Regions from separate parts of the Homo sapiens genome. Here region 2 is linked to region 1. Evidence: chromatin loops called from intact Hi-C (ENCODE). Cell type or tissue: endothelial cell of umbilical vein. All regions are shown on one strand. Each heading gives the region's core, and the rest is flanking DNA. Links, peaks and the distances in the headings are about the cores only.

Region 1 (10,008 bases), core at 843-8,842:
CCACACACCATCCACACATCCTCAGCACACATCATCCACACACCATCCACACACCCTCAGCACGCATCATCCACACACCATCTATACACCAGCCACACTCCCTCAGCATACATCATCCACACACCAGCCACATACCATCCACACACCAGCAACACACCCTGACCACGACCTCCACATGCCACCACACACCAGCCACACACCCTCAACACACATCATCCACACACCATCCACACATAGGCCACACACCAGCCACACACCCTGACCACAACCTCCACATGCCACCACACACCAGCCACACACCCTTCAAACACATCATCCACACGCCATCCACATGCCAGCCACATACCCTCAACACACATCATCCACACACCAGCCACACATCGTCAACATGCATCATCCACACACCAGCCACATGCCATCCACACACCCTCAACAAAACCTCCACATGCCACCACATACTAATCATGCATCTTCCACATGCCACTCACATGCCACTCATATACCTTCTTCATGCCACCCGCATGACACCCATATACCTTCTTCATGCCATTCATCCTCATACAAGCTGCATGCCATTTCCATGCTACCCTCCACCTGCCATGCCCACCACACCCACCCACATGCTTGTCATCCAGTGAGCTCAGCATCCTCCACCAGATGAGAACAAGGCGTCAGGTTGGGACCCCAAGGATGTGTGCACAGCAGAGTCCCAGCCTGGCCCAGGCCCAGCCATCTCATTCCCCTGATGGGTGCTCCCATCCCCCACAGCCCAGACCGCTGCTCACCTTTGCAGGTGCAGCCTTCCTGGGTGATGACCTGGCGGCAGATCCCACAGGGCTTCACCTTCTTGAAGGTCTTCACCTTGAAGCGGTGTGTCTTGGGGGCCTCCAGATCCTCTGGCTGTGGGAGGAGAGGCACAGAGTCAGCCCTGGGTAGAAGGCTGGGGTCCTGGGGAAGGAGTAGAGGAGCCTGGGGGAGAGGTAGGCAGGGACAGGGAAAAGGATGGCAAGAGCCCCTCAGGGTCCAGAGGAGGGAGGAGGGCCCAGGGACAGAGAAAGGTGTGGGGTGACAGGATGTTCATCCCAGACTCAGGTGGGGCCCATGGCCTGAGTCCAGACGGCAGCTGGAGAGTCCAGCTCCAGGGACCTGCAGCCCCCGCATGGCTCCTACCTTGGCTTTTTTTCATTTATTATGAAGGCATGGCTCACACACAGCAGACTGCACTCATTTTAAATGTGTCACTCGATACGTTCCACACATACACCCCACAGAGCCACATCCCCGAAGACTCCCTCATGGCTCCTCCCAGTCAGTGTCCCCTCGCCCCAAGGTTAATACTATTGTGGCTTCCATCACCAAAGAGTCATGGTGCCAGATTTTTAAACCTCCTCAAGATGGAATTATCCAGTGCATAGTCTTGCGTTTGGCTTCCTTCACACACCATGAATCTGAGGTCCCTTTGGGTGGCTGCATCCAACACAGCTTCTCCTTTGTCTCTGCCGTGCGCCGTCCCATTGTGTAGATGCAGCAGGTTTATTTGTCCACTGTACTGCTGATGGGCCTTCGCTTCTCTAACCCATGGCCCCACAGTGCCATTTCCCCTCATTCTCTCCCCATTCCACCCTCTCCACCATCCCCTGCCCCAGCCCGGAAGGCTTCTTCCATCTTTATTTTTATTTTCAATTCTTTGCATTATGAAAACACAGAGATGTGACTATCCTTTTCTAAATGACACCACCTCATGCATGAGAGGCAGGCTGGTGGCCCAAGCCTTCCTCTGAGCCTGACTTACCATAAAGCCCTGGGTCAGTCACCACTCCACCACTACCACAGGCCTCAGTTTCTCTCTCTGGATGGCACCACACCCCTGGAGCTCTGATAGTCTGTCCTTTGAAATCACATATGGGAACATGCTCTAAGATGCAAAGCCCTGCACAGACACTGCCCACCTTTTGGGCCCCACTGCGGGGCAGGGGGGCCTATTCAGAGGACTCCCCACAGAAAGCATCCCCTGCCCCAGGCACTCACCCTGGGGTCTAACCTGATTCCCTTCCCAGCTGTAGCAGGAGGGGGCAAGACACAGACACCAGCAGCTCCCTCTCTCCCCTCTCCCAGGCACAGACCTCTCTGACACCCCTCCACACACGTGGGCGCACACACAGAGACATGATCCCAGCCTTGCAGTGTGCAGAGCAGGTGGGAGGAAAATCCACTCATTCCTGTTCCCCTCCTTGCACCTGCTCCAGAGCCCCCTGGGTCTGAAATAGAGGCTGGAGAGGAGGACTGTGAGTCCAGAGGAGGGAGAGTGATGGTATCCCACACACAAGCCAGCGTGTCTAGGACTCCTATCTGAAGACACTGCAGAGGTGAGTCCTGAGTGACAGAGACTAAGCCATAGAAAGACAGAGAGAAAAACAGACAAAATGAGACCGAGTCAGAGGCAGAAAGCCAGAGAGGCAAAGAGGCAAAGGCATAGAAAGAGAGGGGGACAGAGAGAAAGAGAAAAGGACAGGGGAGAGAGAGGGGTGCGGGAAGCAGACAGGACAGAGAGAGAGGAGCAACAGACAGACAGAGAAGAAAGAAAGACCAAGATAAAGGCAGACAGAGAGAATGAGAGAGATGAGACAGAGACACGCAGAAACTAACAAGGGGGTCAGAGAATGAAAGAGAGACAGAAGGACACAGGAGCTCCCAAAGGCCAAATCCAGGAAGATCAGAGCATCAAAATACATGATGATAGGAATGGCTTAAATGCGTCTTTGCTGACGATCAGAAATGCAGTCATCGCCACATAATGACAGTGGTCCCATAAACTTATGATACTGTATTTTTAGTGTCCCTTTTCTACATTTAGATATGTTTAGATATACAAATACTTACCACCTGTTACAGTTCCCAGCCTACAGCGTTCAGTACAGTGACATGCTGTGCGGGATTTTAGCCCGGGAGCTATAGGCTATACCATACAGTAGCATAGGTGTGCAGTAGGCTGTACCGTCTGGGTATATATAAGTACTCTCTATAGTGCTTGCACAATGACAAAATCCCCCAACAACACATTTCTCAGAAGGTATCCCCATTGTTAAGTGACTCATGACTGTAACTGAATAAACAAAATTTGATAAGGCACAAGATACTTACGTCATCTCCAAGCACCTCCCCACATTATACTTAGAAATTACAAAGAAGAAGAAAGTAACTTTTCCTGGCTTCCTCCACTTTAATCAAGTGATCAAAGTTAACATCACTGCAACGGTAATGGGATGATGAAGCCAAGCTGGGAGCAGGGGTGCACTGAGAACAGACGCCGCTTCTGCGGTATCCCTGCCAGAAAGCCTCAACCTGAACCTAATCATGAGGAAACATCAGGCCAACCCAAACTAAGGGACAACCTACACATTAAACGTCTTGGAATCTCCGAAAGTGACAAGGTCATGAAAATCAAGGAAAGGCTGAGGAGCTTTCCAGACTGAAGGCAGCAAAAAGACTTGGCAACCGAAAGTAACGGCGGCTTCTGAACCAGATTCTGTTGATGCCCACAAGGACATCACTGGGACCACTGGCGGGACTTCCCTGGGTCTAGACTGAATGGTATTAAAGTATCCATGTCAATTTCCTGATTTTGATAGCGGGGCTGGTCAGGTAAGAGAGTCCTTGTAGAAAAATCAGGAAAGTATTTAACGGTGGTGGGGCATCATGTCAGCAACTTACTCTCAGAGTTCTGGAGGGGACAAATGTTCTTTGCACTGTATTTTCAACCTTTCTGAAGTTGGTTAGAAATTCAAAGAGAGAAGCAGACAGAGACGTCAGGGATGGGGGAGCAGAGACAAAAGCCCAGGCTAGAAGTGGGGACTGCGGAGGGTGGGGAGCTGGAGCCCAGCAGTGCCCCCTGGTGGTCAGGGAGGCCTCTGAGGGGTAGATCCAGCCAGCCACCTCCTGGGTTCTGATATTCCAGAGAGCTAGGTTCTAGGAGCTTTGGCTGGGGCTGGGGTGAGGGTGGGGCAGCTCTGGGCCTCACTCTCTGACCCCCATCCCACAAGAAGGGGCAGGTAAGTCTCCTCTGTTCATCTATCTCACTTCCCCTGGTTTCCGTCTCGGGCCTGGACTTGGGGGACTTCCCTTAGATTTCTGCCACAAACATTCCAGGGTGGGGGCCCTGGTCAGTGTCAACTGCAGCAGTCCAGGCCTGGGGGTGGGGGAGGTGCAGAGAGAGGACCTGGGGTTCAGTTTAAGGGCTGTCTGGGGGAGGCAGAAAGGAAACCCTAAAGCCAGCTCTCCTGGTCCGACTCTGGCAACCCACAAGCCTGTCTCTCCCACCCCACAAAGTCAGGCAAAGCTTCCCATTGCCACTTACCCAGCAAACTTCCCTCCCCATGCCCCATATCCAGCCCTTTTCCCAAACCCTAGGGATATAGGCCTTCTTCCCAAAGCACAGTTGGGGCAGCAGAGTCTCCCAGAAGAGAGCCCTGGCAGCCCAGTGACCCCATGGGTGGCATGTGCAGCCTTCCAGAACAGCTTCTCCCAGGGGCCCCAGTTTTGCCTGCCCTGGCAGCCCAGCCCCAAGAAATCTGAGTTTACAAAATATTTCCCCCCTGGGGCCTGGAGGGCAGGGACAGGGCTTCAGGTCCATCTCTGCCCTTGCTTAGGCCTCTCTAAGCAGCCACAGGGGATGCCCCAGGACATTCCTGCCCCTCAGCCCTACTGAGTTCTGGCTCTGGCTGAGCGAGCACTGAGGGAGGAGTCTGGAGAACTGCCTTCTAGGCTATGTGGCATTGAAAATATCAGTGACCTTTCCTGAGCCTCACAGTCCCCACATGAAAATGAGGAGTTTGGACCAGACAGTCTGAGTGTAGAGAGAGGGGGAAATGACACAACATTCCCTTTGGAATGAAGGGACTGAAAGTGATGGGGGTGGGACTTGCAGATGATTCAGAGAGTGGAATGAATGAGGAGACATCACTCCTCCAAGGAGGAGGCTGTGAAACTCTGGTAGGAGCGAGGGACTAGCTCTGCCACCTCCAGGCAAGTGGCCCCCAGGCTCTGCTGGCATCCACTTAGTTCCGCTGTGAAACAGGGACACTGCGCTGGTCTTGTTGAAACAGCTGTCCCATAGGTTTGATGTTCCCAGGATGCTAGAGGAGAAAGTCTACGGTCGGTGAGCCTCCTATCCTCAAATATATGAAGGAACAGTTATTGTAAGTAGGCACCAGACATCATCTGAAGTTCAGAAGGCAAAACCAAAACCAGGGGGCAGGCACTGCAAGAAGGCATAATGAGACTCAGTGGGGAAAAAAAAAACTTAACAATCAGATGCAAAAATATGGGCTAAGAAGAAAAGCGGGGTGCCTGGTACCTACCCAGCCCTCCCCCCGGGTTGTTCTGCAGGTACAGGCAGAGGATGTAAACAAGCCCCAAAAAGTGCAAAGTGCTTTTCAAGGGTAGTGGCTTGTTAGGGCAATGATCGTCACTTTTCCTGACAAGTGGCAGACGGCCTCACGGAGCACACCCCGGGGCCCTTCCTTTGCTGGCTGCAAAGGAACCTACTTAGGGAAAACTCAGGGGCAAAAGGAGACACAGCCACAGCTGGGAGCTGCCTGGTCTCTCCACACCCACACCCCTCAACCCCCACCTCTCTCAAGAGCCAGGGCCCAGGAAAGGGGAAGGGCTCCAGCCTATAAGTCCTTCTTCTCCTCCCTCCAAGCCCAGAGCTCTAGCCCCCACCCTGCCACCAGCCCACCCAGCATCAGAGGGCTTTCGTGGCCCTCGGGGCTTCCTCTCCCTTCCCTCCTTCCATGCAGCCCAGCTTTCCTGCCCGGGCCGCTCAGCCAGAGGGGTGTGGCACATCTGGCTTGGACAGCCTTGGCGAGAGTCCTTGGCCCTGGGGTGGGAAAGTCTGTTTGTTGGTTCCTCCCTGCCCCGTGGGGGCAGAGCAGCAGTGAGGGTTGGGTGGTGATGAAAGGGGGTGATAGACCCCGGGGTCCCCAGCTCCTGAGCTCCTCCTACAAAACTCCCTCAGCGCTGCCTCCCACAAGCCTTCCTGTGGCCAAAAAGCCCTGGATGATGTGGGGAGAGGGCCAGAGTCTGCAAGCCAGAGAAGGGGATCTCCACACACAGGCCTAGGACAGACCTGGGAGGTCAACTCCTGTCGCACTCACTCAGCCTCCTGGCCATCCACTGCCCCATGCCCCCTCACCCTTAGGCTGGGAGGCCTGGTGGGCATCCAGCGTCGTTTATGTGGGGAAGGCTCAGATCCCCAGTGGGGCTGCCGGCTGGCTTCTGGGAGTCCCATGGGCACCTCAAATCCCAGCTTCCTCCAACCCCACTTCACCTTTACACACACAAATCCCCCACCCCCATGCCCTAGCCATGTTCTTGGCCTGACCATGTTGTTGGTCGCCCTGGGTGGAAAGCTCTGAGTCACTCTCAACTCCTCCCTGCACCTCCCCCACCCCCAACTAACCAGTTGCCAAATCCTGTGAATTTTGCCTCCTAAACATTCATCGTCCTATGCTTTCTAATCCTACTGCCTCTGCCCTATATCAGGCCTTGGCACTTCTCCCCAGGGCTCTTGCAGCAGCCTCCTGGGCCCCGACACCAGGCCGCTCCCACCCATCGCCCCTACACAGCCTCCCAGGATCACAACTACAGCTCTGTAAGGTCTGGCACCTCCACTCACCCCAAATGCTGCCATGTCTTCCCAGATGTCCAGAATAAACCCTGCCCTCCCTGGAGCCAGCAGGAGAAGAAGTATTGGTCCCTACCCAGCCCACCCTGCCAGTCCCAATCCCCAAGATCCACTTCCCGGCTCCCTGCCCTGTGTCCACCCAGGCTGCTCCACGCTCTCCAGCCACCCGCCACCCCACTGCACCTCTAAGACTCTGCCCAGAATGCCCTTCCTCCCCTCTTTGCTTGTCCAGCTTCTAGGCACATTCAAGGGCCTGATTCAAACCTCATCCCCTCAGCAGGGGTCTTCCCAGATACCCCTGGACCCCTGTCAGAATCCATATCCCTACCCGCTGTCTCCTCATTTTAGTTTGAAAAGTGCAAAAGCTTCGGAAAAGATGAACACGCATGTTCCCTTCTCCTATGATCACACTCAGAAATTCAGCATCAATACAATCCCACTGTCTAATACAGTCATTCTACTGCCCCAAGAATGTCCATGAGAGCCGGGGCATTGTTTTCGTTTTCATTTTGGATTCAGGACACAATCAGGATCCTGAACTGCCTTTAGTGGCTGGGTCTCTCATCCTTTAAACTAGACACGTTATCCACCTCTCATTTTTCTTTCTGACACTGATGTTTCTAAAGGTTACAGGACAGATGTTTTGCAGAATGCCCCTCGATTTGGATTTTGATCACTTCCTCATGCGTCAGTGCAGGCTAAAATTCTGGGGAGGAATATGATTACCTTAGTGTCCCCTGCTTTTCCCAGTCGCTCTTTCTTTGAGCCTACAGCAGTACTTGCTGCAGTCTAACGGCCCCTGCACTTGTTACCTGGGCAAAGTGCTTAACTTGCTCTGCCTCACTCTACTAATCTGTTCAATGGACCAATGACAGTCACCTCCCATAGGCTGTTGTGAGGATGAAATGAGATTATGCCGTAAAGTCGGTGGAATGGGGCCTGGCGCATGGTGAGCGCTCAGCAGCGGTGAGCGATTCGTGTTGTCTTTTCTGTGTGTGTCAGATTACCTGCCAGGTAGACGTGTCAGACACACATCTGCTCTGTGTCCTCTGAGTCTAGCACAAGTCTGAAGAATCACATGGGTGAAGCTACTGCCTGGCCTCTGTTTTCTGTAGTGAAATTATACCCCATTCCCATGAACCAGCCCTCAGAAGAAAGAGAACGTGGGGCTACACTTGTTACAAGCCAAGACACCAGGTGACCAGGTACTGTCATCTTCTGGCTGAGGAGATGCTCTTGGTCTCCAAGCACCAGGAATCACCAAGGAAGGAAGGAGGGCAGACAGTGACATTTCCCCAGCACTTCCCAGGCCACTGCCCAAGAGCCTTTAGCTCCTGACTCAGTTTCCTGAGTGAGATAGATGAGTTCTCTCCATCAGTGTCTCTCTCTCTCTCTCTCTCTCTCCTGAGCGAGATGAGTTCTCTCCATCAGCATCTCTCTCTCTCTCTCTCTCCTCCTTCCTAATGCAGGCTGCCCACATTTCTGAATATCAAGCCCATTTTCTGCACTGAAACGAAATCATGTCCTGTCGTGGAACTGCTCAGAGATGGGGCTAGTCTGAGGCCCCATCAGTGGGGCCAGGCACTCTAGTGAGGGATTGGACTGGATTTCCTCGTTTAATCCTCACAATGACGCCCTGCGCTGGAGTGAGGAACTTTCCCAGGGCCTTTCCTCCATGGCCCTGGGCCTTGCTCTGTCGCCTGGGCTGGAGTGCAGTGGTGTAATCATAGCTCGCTATAGCCTTGACCTCCAGGGCTCAAGTGATCCTTCCACCTCAGCCTCCAAGTAGCTGGGACTACCAGCGCATACCACCATGCCCAGATAACTTATTTATTTTTCGTACAGACATGGTCTTACTATGTTGCTCGGGCCAGTCTTGAACTTCTAGGCTCAGGAAATCCTCCCTCCTTGGCCTCCCAAAGTGCTGGGATCACAGGTGTGACCACTGTGCCTGGCCAGATTCATCTTTAGATCTAGTTTAAAATTCACCTCCCGAGGAGTCTTTCCTGACACCTTCTCCCTACAGTCCAGGTTAGGTCCCCCTTACATCCCCCAGAGGTTCCCTCTTGGTAACACCCATCCTGCTTGCAATCATGTGCCAGTATGTGCAAGCAGCTTGAAGAGAGCAGGCCCTCCATAATAATCCGTGAAAAGGATGGAAAGCTGCGTGGGGGGTGTGGTTAGAAAGCCAAATGATGGGATGCTTCTTCCATCACACGACCTCCCCAACACCATGCCCTGACCCTGGGCTGCCCGCCACAGTCCTCTTCGCTGACTTAGGGCTCATGCGTCATTCTCAGGGCTTGATTCCCACGGACCCCACATGTCCTGCCCCAAAGCATTCCCAGAATGGAGAAGCCTGGCAGAGGATGCAGCAGATGGGGTTGGAGTCTTGACTCTGACTTGCTGGGTAGCCTTGAAAATGTGCCATCCTACAAGAAGCACTAACATTTCTTGAGCTCTTACATGTGAGAGACACTTTTCTAAATGTATGTGTGGATTAGCTCATTCAAAACCGAACAACCCTATAGGTAGGTGGGGAAACCAAAGCACAGAGATGTGAAACTACTTGCCTATGGTCACACAGCTGTCAAGTGACAGGCCCGGGATCCAGCCCAGGCATTGCACTCTCGGCCAGCATGCTACACTTCCTTTCAACACTGCAGAATAAAAGGGCAGTGCTCTTCCCAATTTTGTGCCTCACACATTACTTTGCAAAACTTTGCAAAAGGAGAGTCTTATTTCAGACCCTGGTGATTCTCATGCAGCCCAGCCTACCTCCCAAACCCACAGTCAGGAGGCCCTTACAGGTCAACCAAACTAGAGAGAACGAGTTCAGGACCAAAGAGTCAGATTGATGTCTGCATGACCGGAATTGTGCACAAGGAATCCAGAGCTCATGAGGACCCTTCTGTCAAAAATGTGTGCTTAGCACTGGGCAGGACACCAACTCCAGGAAACAAAATACATCATCGTCTGCAGCTGGATGTGGCCTTAGAGAATAGAGCCCACATTTCAGTGAGGTCCAGAAAAGTCGAGTGACCAGCTTGAGACCACTTAGCTGGCTCAGGGCAGAGCCAAAGCTGCACTTGACCCCCAGCCCCTGCCTGGTGGCTCTTTCAGCCTCACCCTGAGCCCCTTCCCAGTTCCTGAGGACCAGTGAGTCCCTCTGGAAGGAAGGGCCTCCACCTCTAACTCCTCCAGCACAACATCAAAAAGCCTCAATTGCTAGGCATGCAATTATTTTCTAAATAAACCGTACTTGAATATGTAATAGCAAATGGGAGCACTTGATGAGAAAATCAAGTTATGCATAATAAATA
Region 2 (10,008 bases), core at 829-8,828, 180 kb before region 1:
CAAGTCCCTGGGATATGCTGACACTGCCGGTCTAGGCCCATACTTTGAAAACAACAGGTTTATACAATCTAAATATTAAACAGTTTTTTAATTGCTGAACTACAATGGTGAATTCCATAGGAATATAATTCAATTCATGTCTGAATTGTGTCATTGGTTAATAGTGCTATTTAAGTTGTATTTGAACTTATAAGCTAATAATATTGGTCCATTACCATTAATAATTCAATGAACTGAATTGGATAAGTAGAAATTGTCCAAAAATACTGGCGGTGTTATGTGTGGGCATAGCCCCAGGAGCTCCAAGAAAGACTAGAAAAAAATCCTAGGGCCACAGCCTAGGAGCGCTTCTGAAGGTCCTATTGTTGAACAGACAGAGTGGGGAGAAGGCAGCCCAGACCGTTCCGAGACCTTGCACTGCGGGTGAGGCCAGTGACCCTCAGGTGGGCCCTGTGTTGCTGAGGGCTGGGCAGTAGAGGCCTATGCTGGGAGGAGTTCTAGGTGCCCACCTGCCACGCTCCAGGGCTGATGCGCCTCCATGAGAGAAGCTAAACACTCCTTCCCTAGCCCTGCCGTCTCACTCAAATTCTCATCCTGCATGTCCTCATGCTCTTGGAGTCCATTCCAACTTCCCACAATCAAAACAGGACTTGCTCTTCCCTAACAGCTCAGCATCCCCTTAGTCAGGGAACACCCTCCCAGCACACAGATTAGAAAGTCTGGCGACATTTAGGCACCGCCTTCTCTTTCCTGAGGCTGCTCTCTCCTCTCCATCCAGACCAACCCCTCAACACCTCAGTCTGCCTCCCCACTCTCTTCCCCAGATGCCCATCTCATCCTCCAGGACATGTCTCCTGTCCCCTACTTCTGTCTCCTGTCATCCCTGGGACGACGTGGTCTGAGGATTCCATATGAATTTCTTCATACGGAGAGTTTTCCTGAACAATCTGGCAAGTCCATTTATGTATGCTCCTGGAGTCAAGCTTTTTCATAAATTTTTTCTTCTTTTTTAATAGGAAGAAAAGGAGAGTAGTTTTGAGTTTCTCCAGACTGGCAAAATGACATGTGTCCTCCAGCCCTGGCCCATGTCCGGAGTGGCTGGCAGGATCAAGACATGACAAGGGCCAGCTCAAGGGTGTGGGTGGTGAGCCAGGAGTCTCACGTTCCTACCTCGGTTTGGAATGACCAGCTTGCAAGGCAGGGCCAATGGGATGATGGAGTGCTGGTAGACCAGGGCAGACAGCGATCCTGTAGGGAGGCAGACGGCATGTCATGGGCAGTGATACTGGAAGCCAGAAGGGAAACCTCCACCTCTACCCTTACACCGATACACACAATCTTCCACTTCTTTATTACCTCTACCTCAACCCACCACCAAAGCTGAAAATTCACACCCTCTTGTTGAACAAGATCCAACAGAGAAGATTCCCAAGGTTCACTCTCGCAGTCATAAAGTTACCTAACAACTTTCCTTTGCAGAAAGTTCCTCCTAACATCGCTCCTAATGCACCCCAGTTACTGGGGCTCCTCTGAGAACAGGGCAGAAGGATCAGAGAATTGTGGGATCCAATCCCAGCTCAGTCACTTCTCACCTGTTGGTTCTCAGGTAAATGTAACTTTGATGACTCTCGTTTTTTCATGTGTCAATTCCTCCCTATTAGGGAGGATGACCCCTACCAAACAGGATGGTTGTGAGGCCAGATGTGATAGAAGGTGCTGAGACTGTGACATTCACATGGTAGGTGGTCAATTAAGGCAGCTGATTTTACCATTGTTACTCCAGTTATAATGATAACAAGTCCCAGCTGGGTCGGACAAACACAGACTGCAGTTTGGCAGAGTTAGGAGCCGCACTGCGGAGGGAGAGAAGCTTTCATTCATTTTCTCTGCTGAATTTATGACAAGGGTGACTGGCAGAGCCTGTCAGAAAGAACTTGGGGTCAGACCCCTGGAGGAACCCAGGACAGGACCAAGACTCAGGCCAGACTGTAGAGATGGGGGCAGGGGGACAGCTCACCGAAGTTTGGCTCATTGGGGCAGCCCTTGAGCTTGACTCCTCTGGGGCCAGTCTCTATCAGAAAATGCCTGACCAGCTCATGGGTCATGTCTCCTGGGACAAAGAGAAAGAAATAAGGCTCAGTCCCTGCCCATGGCTTCCTCCCACCACCTCCCAAGACTGCTTCAAAACTTCCGCAGTGTGCGGGGCCAAGATGGGAGAAATGACTGAAGAGAGAACGTGGCTGGAGCCCCATGGACTGCAGAGCCCACTGCTGCTCTCCCACCCCTCAGGAAACACATGGCAGGCACCCAATCGTCCTGCTTTCCCAATCTCTGACCTCAACCATCACCAAGCCCAAGACACCCTCTTCCGAAGAGCCTGATGGGAGTTAAGGTCCTGCCCAGCACCCTGGGTCCCTCCAGCACCTCCAGGTTTAGCGACTGTAAAGCTCACCTGGTCCTGAGCCCCATTCTGGGAGATGAGGTTACCTTTTTTATTCTGCTGCATGATGGTTGGAGGTGGCGAAGACACCTTCATGGCCAGCCCGTACGCGCCTCGGAAGGAGTGACTGTCGCGGATGATGAAGGCCCCCGGCTCCTGGTCCTTGAGGAGCGCGATGGCTGCATGGGGAAGGGACAAGGAGAGAGGAGGAAGCAAGACCTCGGTGGCGCTAGTTTTACTTAAGTCTCATTGAGCCTACCGACCTTCGTTCTTTCTTAGGTGAGACAAATTTTCTTTAAAGTTAAAATTTAACTACTCCTACGGGTCTTCCTGTACTCAGGTTGGCAAACTTATTCTGTTGGGTTTTTATGTTTGTTTTTGTGAGACCGGGCCTCACTCTGTCACTCAGGCTGGCATGCAGTGGCACAATCATGGCTCACTGCAGCCTCAACCTCCTGGGCTCAAGTGATCCTCCCACCTCAGCCTCTCCAGTAGCTGGGACCACAGGCCACTATTCAGTGTGTGCCATTTTGCCTGGCTCATTTTCTTTTTGTTTTTTGTAGATTCAGGATCTCACTATGTTGCCCTGGCTGGTCTCGAACTCCTGGCCCCAAGTGATCCCCCTGCCTTGGCCTCCTGAAGTGCTGGGATTATAGGTGTGCACCACCACACCTGGCTGGCAAACTTACTCTGTAAATGGCCGGAGAGTAAATATTTCAGGCTTCGCAGGCCATGCAGCCTCTGCTACAACTACTCCACTCTGCCACTGCAGCAGGACAGCAGCACAGGGAGGATGCAAGCCAGCAGGTGTGGGGGCGCCCCAGTAAAACTTCATTTACAAAAGCAGGCAGCATCCAGATTTGACCCATGGGCTGCCGTTGCTGACCCCTGTCCCACACCCAGCCTTCCCCTGAGAATCATTCCCCTATTCCCAACTTTGTTCTCTCTCCCTGTAAAATGCAAAAACCTCCCACATCAGGCAGACAGAGAGCTAAGGTTTCATATTATCTTAGCAGACCTTTTACTTTGCCCAGGAAAACCAAGGCTTTGCTGTTTTTAAGAACCCTTCCAAGAGGTGTCTACAACTACTGCTTCTGTGTTCCCACACTTCACTGCAGGAAGTGCTTCCTACTGTCCAGCTTCAACCCCAGCCCCCTCTGTGATGACCCCCTGCTACAAAGAGGACTGAATTTGCCTCTGTTCCTTGCCCAGGGAAGACACAGCAGGCCTCAGCCAGCTATGGCCTCTGATGCACCACAGAGCCCAGCACTCACCCTGCTCCCTGGAGATCTCAGGCTTGTACCAATACTTAGAAGTGTCCTGGACAAACTTCACTTTAGCCCGCGTCTCCGGGCTGTTGTCTAAAGCAGGAGAAGGGAAGAAAGTGTTATGGGTTAAATTGTGTTCACCCAAAACATACATCAAAGTCCTGGCCCCCAGTGCTTGTGAATTTGACCTTATTTGGAAATAGGGTCTTTGCAGATGTAGACAAATTAAGATGAGGTCACACAGGATTAGGGTGAGCCTTAATCCAGTATGCCTGTATGCCTGGTGTCCTTACAAGGAGAGGAGACAGAGATACACACAGGGGAGAGCACCATGGAAGGTGCAGGCAGAGACTGGGGTGATGCGTCTACATGCCAAGGGACACCAAGGATGCTGGCAGCCACAAGAAACTGGGAGAGAGGCCTGGGACAGATTCTCCCCTAGAACATCAGGAAGGAGCCAACCTTGCCAACACCTTGATTTTGGACTTCTAGCCTCCAGAACTGTGAGAGAACATATTTCTGTCATTTATAAGCCACTAAGCACATGGTCCTTTGTTATGGCAGCCCCAGGAAACTGACATCAAAAGCTGATGTCCTCGAACACCATGCGAACACAGTGGAAGGGACCTTCGGCCTCCTCATCCATCCCCTATCCCCTGCCCGCCATCTGGGTGGCTGAGCCACCTCCTGGTGGAGGGCCTGGCACTGCATTCCCACAGAGCCCACTGAAAGCCTTCCTCCACCCCGTGTCCCCCTTTCCCTAGAAGACTGTGACTAAAGCCTTCCTACAGCTTTTCTCCCATGGCCTAAAACACTTGCTTCTAGAACCTTTCTCCACAGGTTCAGTTTCTCAACTTCAGCATACCCACCATGAAGATGAGGGCAGAAAGATCCATTTCTTCCCCCTTTTCCCCAGGCCTCTCCTCACTTTCCACAGGGAAGGCCTATGTTCTGCATCACATAGAACAAAAAAAAAATCACTTCTCTTTGGATCAAACAGGTGATGGCTGGCCTAGAATCTAGAGGCCATCTACTGCATGTCAGGCACCCCACTTCTCAGGCAGACAGCACCCCCACACACACCCATGCCCAGACTCTGCAGACCTTGGGAATTTGTCATAGAACATTAGATTCTGGAGGGAGCTCAGACAGGACACAGTCCAACTGCCTAATTTTACATAAAAGGAGGAATTCAGGGATGAGAAGTGACTTGCCCAAGTCACACAGATGGTGACCTTGGTAAGAGGCCCTAGCAGTCAGTTTAGGACCAGCTAAACTGTATCTTCCTGTCTAAGCATCAGGATGTGCGGCCCTCACTCTCAACCTCTTCCTTCAGCTTTTGGCACCAAAGAAAACACAAAAAGGGAGGGAGAACAGAAAAAGATGAGGATTCCACATTTTTCCTCTCCTGTCTTCAGAGACAGAAGTTGGCATGAAAGACACTGCAAAGTTAAGAGAGCAGATCAGGAGACACAAGTTGTGTCTCCAGTGCTTAGTCAATTTCAACCTATGATTTACACTCCCTTATGCTTCTGGGATCTGTCTCCGGGCGAGTGTGAGGGGAGAGGTCAGCTCCCTTTCCTGGCAGCCGTGTGCTAAGGAAGGTCTCTGGGTTAGGCAGCTGGGCCATGCAACTGCTGCAGGCTGCCTTTCTCTGTCTGAAGCCCCAGGCCCCACTGCTGCCGTGGCCTGTTTAACGAGCTGTCAGAGGCGGCTGCAGTCCCACGTGCCTTCCTGTGTTGACTCCAAAGGCTATTTTAAGCAGGGAAGATGGTGGGAAACAGGAAGTGTCCCAGCTACTAGAAGTTTTGCATCCTTCAAGGAGAGGGGCTGGGAACCAGATGTCCCCGGTGGGCGGCAGGAAACAGGCAGTGCAGGGTCATTCTAGGTGTCCTGGCTTGGCAGGCTCAGGGCAGGACCTGAGAGTGACGCCGGGAGAATCTAGGGAGCTGGGGCCCATCTGAGGCTGCCCAAAACATTCTAAATCTGCCTCAAACATCCAGGGCCACTGTGCACACAGTCAAGTTCAAAGTTGGCCTTTGTGTTTAGACAATGAGCTTTCTAAGTAGAGGCAAAGGTGGCAAGTTCTGGCGATAAGTGAAGAATTCACTGCACAAACCTGCATGAGTTTCGATGAAGTTGGGTCTACGAGGAGTGATGTGGCACTGTGGGGCTGGCAAAGGTATGGAGATCCAGGTTTGGAAGGCAGGTTTTCAAGGTCATGCTAAATATGACCCCCAAGATATGGACACATGATAAAGACAACTCCAGTGATGCTTGAAGACCATTAGTTTTGGGGTGGCGTGGCCTGGATTGGAAGCCTTGGCTCTGCCATTTCTTGACTGTATGATACTAGACAAGTGACAGAGCCTCTAAGCCTCAGTTTGTAAACTGGGGTTAATAATATTAATACCTACTTTACTAAGTGGCCAAGAAGCTTAAATGACACAGTACTCAGCTCAGAGCCTGGCACACAGCATGTGCTCAATGAGTGGTAATGGCTATGAGGACGATGATAATCATAACAGTAATACTATTCATTATGATTTTTATCATCCTCATCTGTATCCACATCCTCATCTCAGCATCCACAACCACAGCACACGTATCGTAAGGATACCTCCAACTCTCTTTATACGGATAAAGAAACTAAGTCCCAGAAGTCAGTGATTCACCCAGGGTCGTCTGCCAAGAGAATGTCAGAATAGACACTGGGATAGATATTTCACTCTTCTACTTACTTCATCAGCAGGAGAGGTGAAAATGGAAGGGGGAGAGGCCCACCTGGCATGGAGTACTTGGAGAAGTCGGGCAGAGTGTGGGAGAAGGAGACGGTGCTGCCCCCACTGGGACTGGACATGCCGCTGGCGACAGGCGAAGACACCTTCCCATTGATGGTGGCATAGTTGGGGAGGCTGCCTGCCCGGTCTCCCACTGACATCCTTCGCTTCTCTGGCAAGGCTGGTGTTGGGCTCCCTTGCCGGAAGGCTGCGGAGTCTGGTGACGGGGAGGTGGCAGGGCTGCTCAGGCCAGGGTAGTAGGCAGGGGAGACAGGGAAGGAGGGCGTGGAAGGAGCCTGGTAGCCAGAGGCACTGCTCTGCCGGGACAGTGTGGGTCTCCGATCCTCCGGGGTAGAATAGCCACCATAGGCCACATGCCGGTCCAAGCAGGGGCTGCCGGGAACCACAGATCCAGACCCTCCGAGGTGACGGCCCAGGCTGGGGCTTCCAGGGCTGGCTATTGCATTGCTATGAAGACCGGAGGCCAGGTTGCCTTGGTGAGCCCCAGGGTGCCGGCCCAGGCTGGGACTCCCCGGGGTGGTGGCCACTTTGTTGTGGAGGCCAGAAACCTGGTAGACCCCTGCTGGGTGCCGACACAGGCTGGGGCTCCCCGGGGTGGTCGCTGCACTGCTCTGGGGGCTGGAGACAGTGCTACCATGGAAGCCAGTGCCTGGTGGACCCATCATCTGGTGATGGCTCAAACTGGGACTGCTGGGGGCAGCCATGCTGGGATTGATGGCCCGCCAGCCGAAGCCAGGACTAGGGGGAGTGTTGGTGCCCACTGTTCTGTGGCGCGCCTGAGGGCTCCCAGGCACCGTGTGGACGCCAGCCACACTGAACTGAGCTCGAGCCTGGCTTTCCGGAGAGGAGCTGAAATGCTGAAGTGAGTAGTCGGGGCTGCTGTAGCTACTGCCCACAGTCGGGAGAGGAGAAGAGCTCTGGTAGTTTCTCTGGGCAGACGGGCTGGGCTGTCCCAGGCTGCCTGAGCGGAAGCCAGACTCCAACAGAGGCTGGGTGGGCGTCCGGGGACCCTGGTCACTGCTCTCTCCCGACGGGAAACTCCCCACTGAAGTGCTGCAGAGAGATGGCAGGTTGCGATGTCAGTGGACAGAACTGAATGAAGGGTGGATTTACAGCAGGCTGTCTGCCCTCCCTCCAACCATGAACAACAGTAAGAATGGTCCCACTGGCAGTGCGGAAGGACATCAGGGTTTTATACGTTACCTTACAGAACCATCAGAAGAAGAAACTGAGGCTCAGGGAGGTTAAGCAGTAGGCTTAGTACCACACTGCTTATAAAAGACCAGGGTTTCAACTTAGCTGTGTCTGATTCCAAAGCCCACGTCTTCCCCACTGCACCATGCTCACTCCTGAGCCATGTCAAAGTGAAGAGCCCTCTCCTATCGAAACTGGAGGTGGCTGTCATGTTATAGCCTCCAGCATCACAGAAATTCCTAATGGAGTTTCCTGGCTCCTGTTCCTACTGGGAGTAGCCCTGTCTTGACTCAGTTTCCTCAAGTGTGATATCATCATCCTTAAACATTGACAGAGAGTGCTAGAATTGGGCTTTCACTCCTAGATGGCTCCAAAAAAGCAAAGACAAGGAATCACAGGGGAAGGTTTCACATCAGGGGATTTGAGGTCATTGTAAGGTCTGCTCTCCAGCCACTGGGGATGTGGCCACCAATGGAGAAAGCTGTCTTGCATGGTAATGAGGCTCCTGTCATTAGGAGCATTTAAGCAGAGGCTGACAGACCTATTGGCCTGAATGCTGTAGAGGGAATTTCCTGCATTGGGAGGTTAGATGAGATGAGCTCAGAGGTCACTACCAATTCTGACTCTGAAACAACTCAGTTCAGAGGAGACTATACCTGGGGTAATTGCCACAGTCAAAGGTTCCCTTGTAAAGTTAAGTCTAGGTCTGCATGGAGTGACAGATGAAAGCACAGCAGTACAATGTGATGGCCAGTGAGTTTTTTTGCTTATTAAAGTTTTTCCATGTGGAAAATGACAGGACTGGATTAGGTGACCCTGACTCCTTCTAGACCCAAATTTCTATCCAACTATGGTGAGAGAAACAAAGGTTGACAGGGGCCTTACATAAACTAGTATGTAGGGAGGGAGCAGGCAGGCTGTGCACCAGGAACCCCCCATGGGGAGAGGTCCTTACTTAGCCAATGGGCCAAAACCTGGAGCTGCAGGCTGGAAGGATCTTGTTGTGGGCTGGCCCTCCCTGGGCCAGGCTGGATAAGCTCAGGTTCACGGGGTGATATGAGGTTTTGGTTGGGGGTGTGCTCTTGGGCCAGGCAAGAGCCAAGGGCAAGGAGAAGGTCAGGGGCCAGGCTAGGGCAAAGTCTACCTTGCATCCCAGAAGGGGCCAAAGCAGAAGGCCACCTCCTGGTATAATCCAGAATAAACTGGATTCTGAGGAGTGGGAGACAGAGCCAGGCTGAGCAGGGTGAGAGAAGGAGACACTAAAATGGAGTTCTGGAAGGCTAATCCCAGGGGAGAAAGGCTAGCTTCCTGGAAAGGGCCAACACTTCAGCAGGAGGGATTTGAGTGAGAAACAATGAACAACTTCCTAATGCCAGGGCTCACTGAACATCAACAATGGGTGGCTGGGACAACTTAGGAAAATCCCCTTTCCTTTAAAATAGGAAATGCAACCCTCGGCCAGAGTCAGGCCTCCTGAGCAACGCAGGCTGCTGCCTGTTAAGAGGCTGGGGAAGGGGAATGCTTGGCTTAGAATCCAGAAGACAGTTGCCTCTGCTCATCTGCTCCCCTAGTCATCCCATGGTGCCCCCACTTGCAGGGGAGGCTCAGCATTGAGCCAATGTAGACTGTGCAGCAAACTGGACCCACTGGGCCTGGCAGGGGAATTTGCAGGCTCTGTGACATCCCAGGCTAGGGAGGGCAGTGGGCACGGCGAAGAAGGGATGGTCAGGGCAGAGTCTCCCCTCCTGGGGGCGACACCTCCTAGGTCCTCCTCCTTTGCCTGGCACTCGATGCCTTGCCTGAGCTGATTGCAACCCTCCTTTCCTATGCCGTCATCCCATCTCTTTGTCCCCTCCACCTTCACCCCCACTACCCCAGTCAAGCAGCTCCTTGCTGCACCCCTCCACTAAGCCTGTCAGCAGGGACTGTCACCCACCTCTGGGCTTTCATCTCTGTGTGATGCACTCAGAAATATGGATGCCAGCCATCCATCCACCCAGGCATCCCCTAATGGCAGGCCACATGCCCTCAGCCTCACACTCCCAACATGGCCACAGCCCAGTCCTCTGTCCCTGCTGGGCTGTCCTTCTGGAATGCCCTGTCTCTCTTTCTTCATCTTTCAACATCCTGCTACTTCCTCTACACCCTTCACAAATGCCTCCAGCCCTCAGAAATCCTCGCTGCATCCCTAGCCAGAAATAATGGCCCCTTGTTCTGAGCTCCAAGCCCTTCACTCATGTGTGGGCTTTGGGCCCATCTGACTCTCATCCTGTGCAGGGAGGGCGCCATGATGCAGGTCTGGGGC

Evidence for each region. A loop is a pair of places that touch in the nucleus more often than their neighbours do. Peaks named below come from ENCODE experiments on the same cell type or tissue, not always from the same donor. Only the 100,000 strongest peaks of a DNase experiment are listed, where the experiment ranks them.
Region 2: it touches region 1 in a loop (6-fold over the local background); 2 of 110 quality-filtered maps call a loop at or near these places.

Annotation. Positions count from the first base shown.
Region 1 is chr2:217,990,157-218,000,164 of GRCh38, forward strand. It overlaps TNS1 (tensin 1), which reads right to left. Exons shown (of 33, transcript NM_001387777.1): 2 at 786-900. TNS1-AS1 (TNS1 antisense RNA 1) reads left to right here. Exons shown (of 4, transcript NR_135524.1): 4 at 2,247-2,459. Among named protein-coding and RNA genes, the nearest start is that of TNS1, 7.8 kb to the right of the region's middle. RefSeq lists enhancers at 3,798-3,847, 4,458-4,957, 5,359-6,137, 6,138-6,915. In endothelial cell of umbilical vein, for the core only: a CTCF peak has its summit at 3,879 (motif pointing left); DNase peaks (open chromatin) are centred at 3,265, 3,785 and 4,855; H3K4me3 peaks cover 236 bases; H3K27ac peaks cover 2,998 bases.
Region 2 is chr2:217,811,198-217,821,205 of GRCh38, forward strand. It overlaps TNS1 (tensin 1), which reads right to left. Exons shown (of 33, transcript NM_001387777.1): 24 at 6,493-7,562; 25 at 3,715-3,801; 26 at 2,488-2,619; 27 at 2,018-2,110; 28 at 1,171-1,248. Among named protein-coding and RNA genes, the nearest start is that of SNORA115, 18 kb to the right of the region's middle. RefSeq lists enhancers at 2,180-3,379, 8,938-9,438. In endothelial cell of umbilical vein, for the core only: no CTCF peak of the experiment used is centred there; a DNase peak (open chromatin) is centred at 5,354; H3K27ac peaks cover 2,126 bases.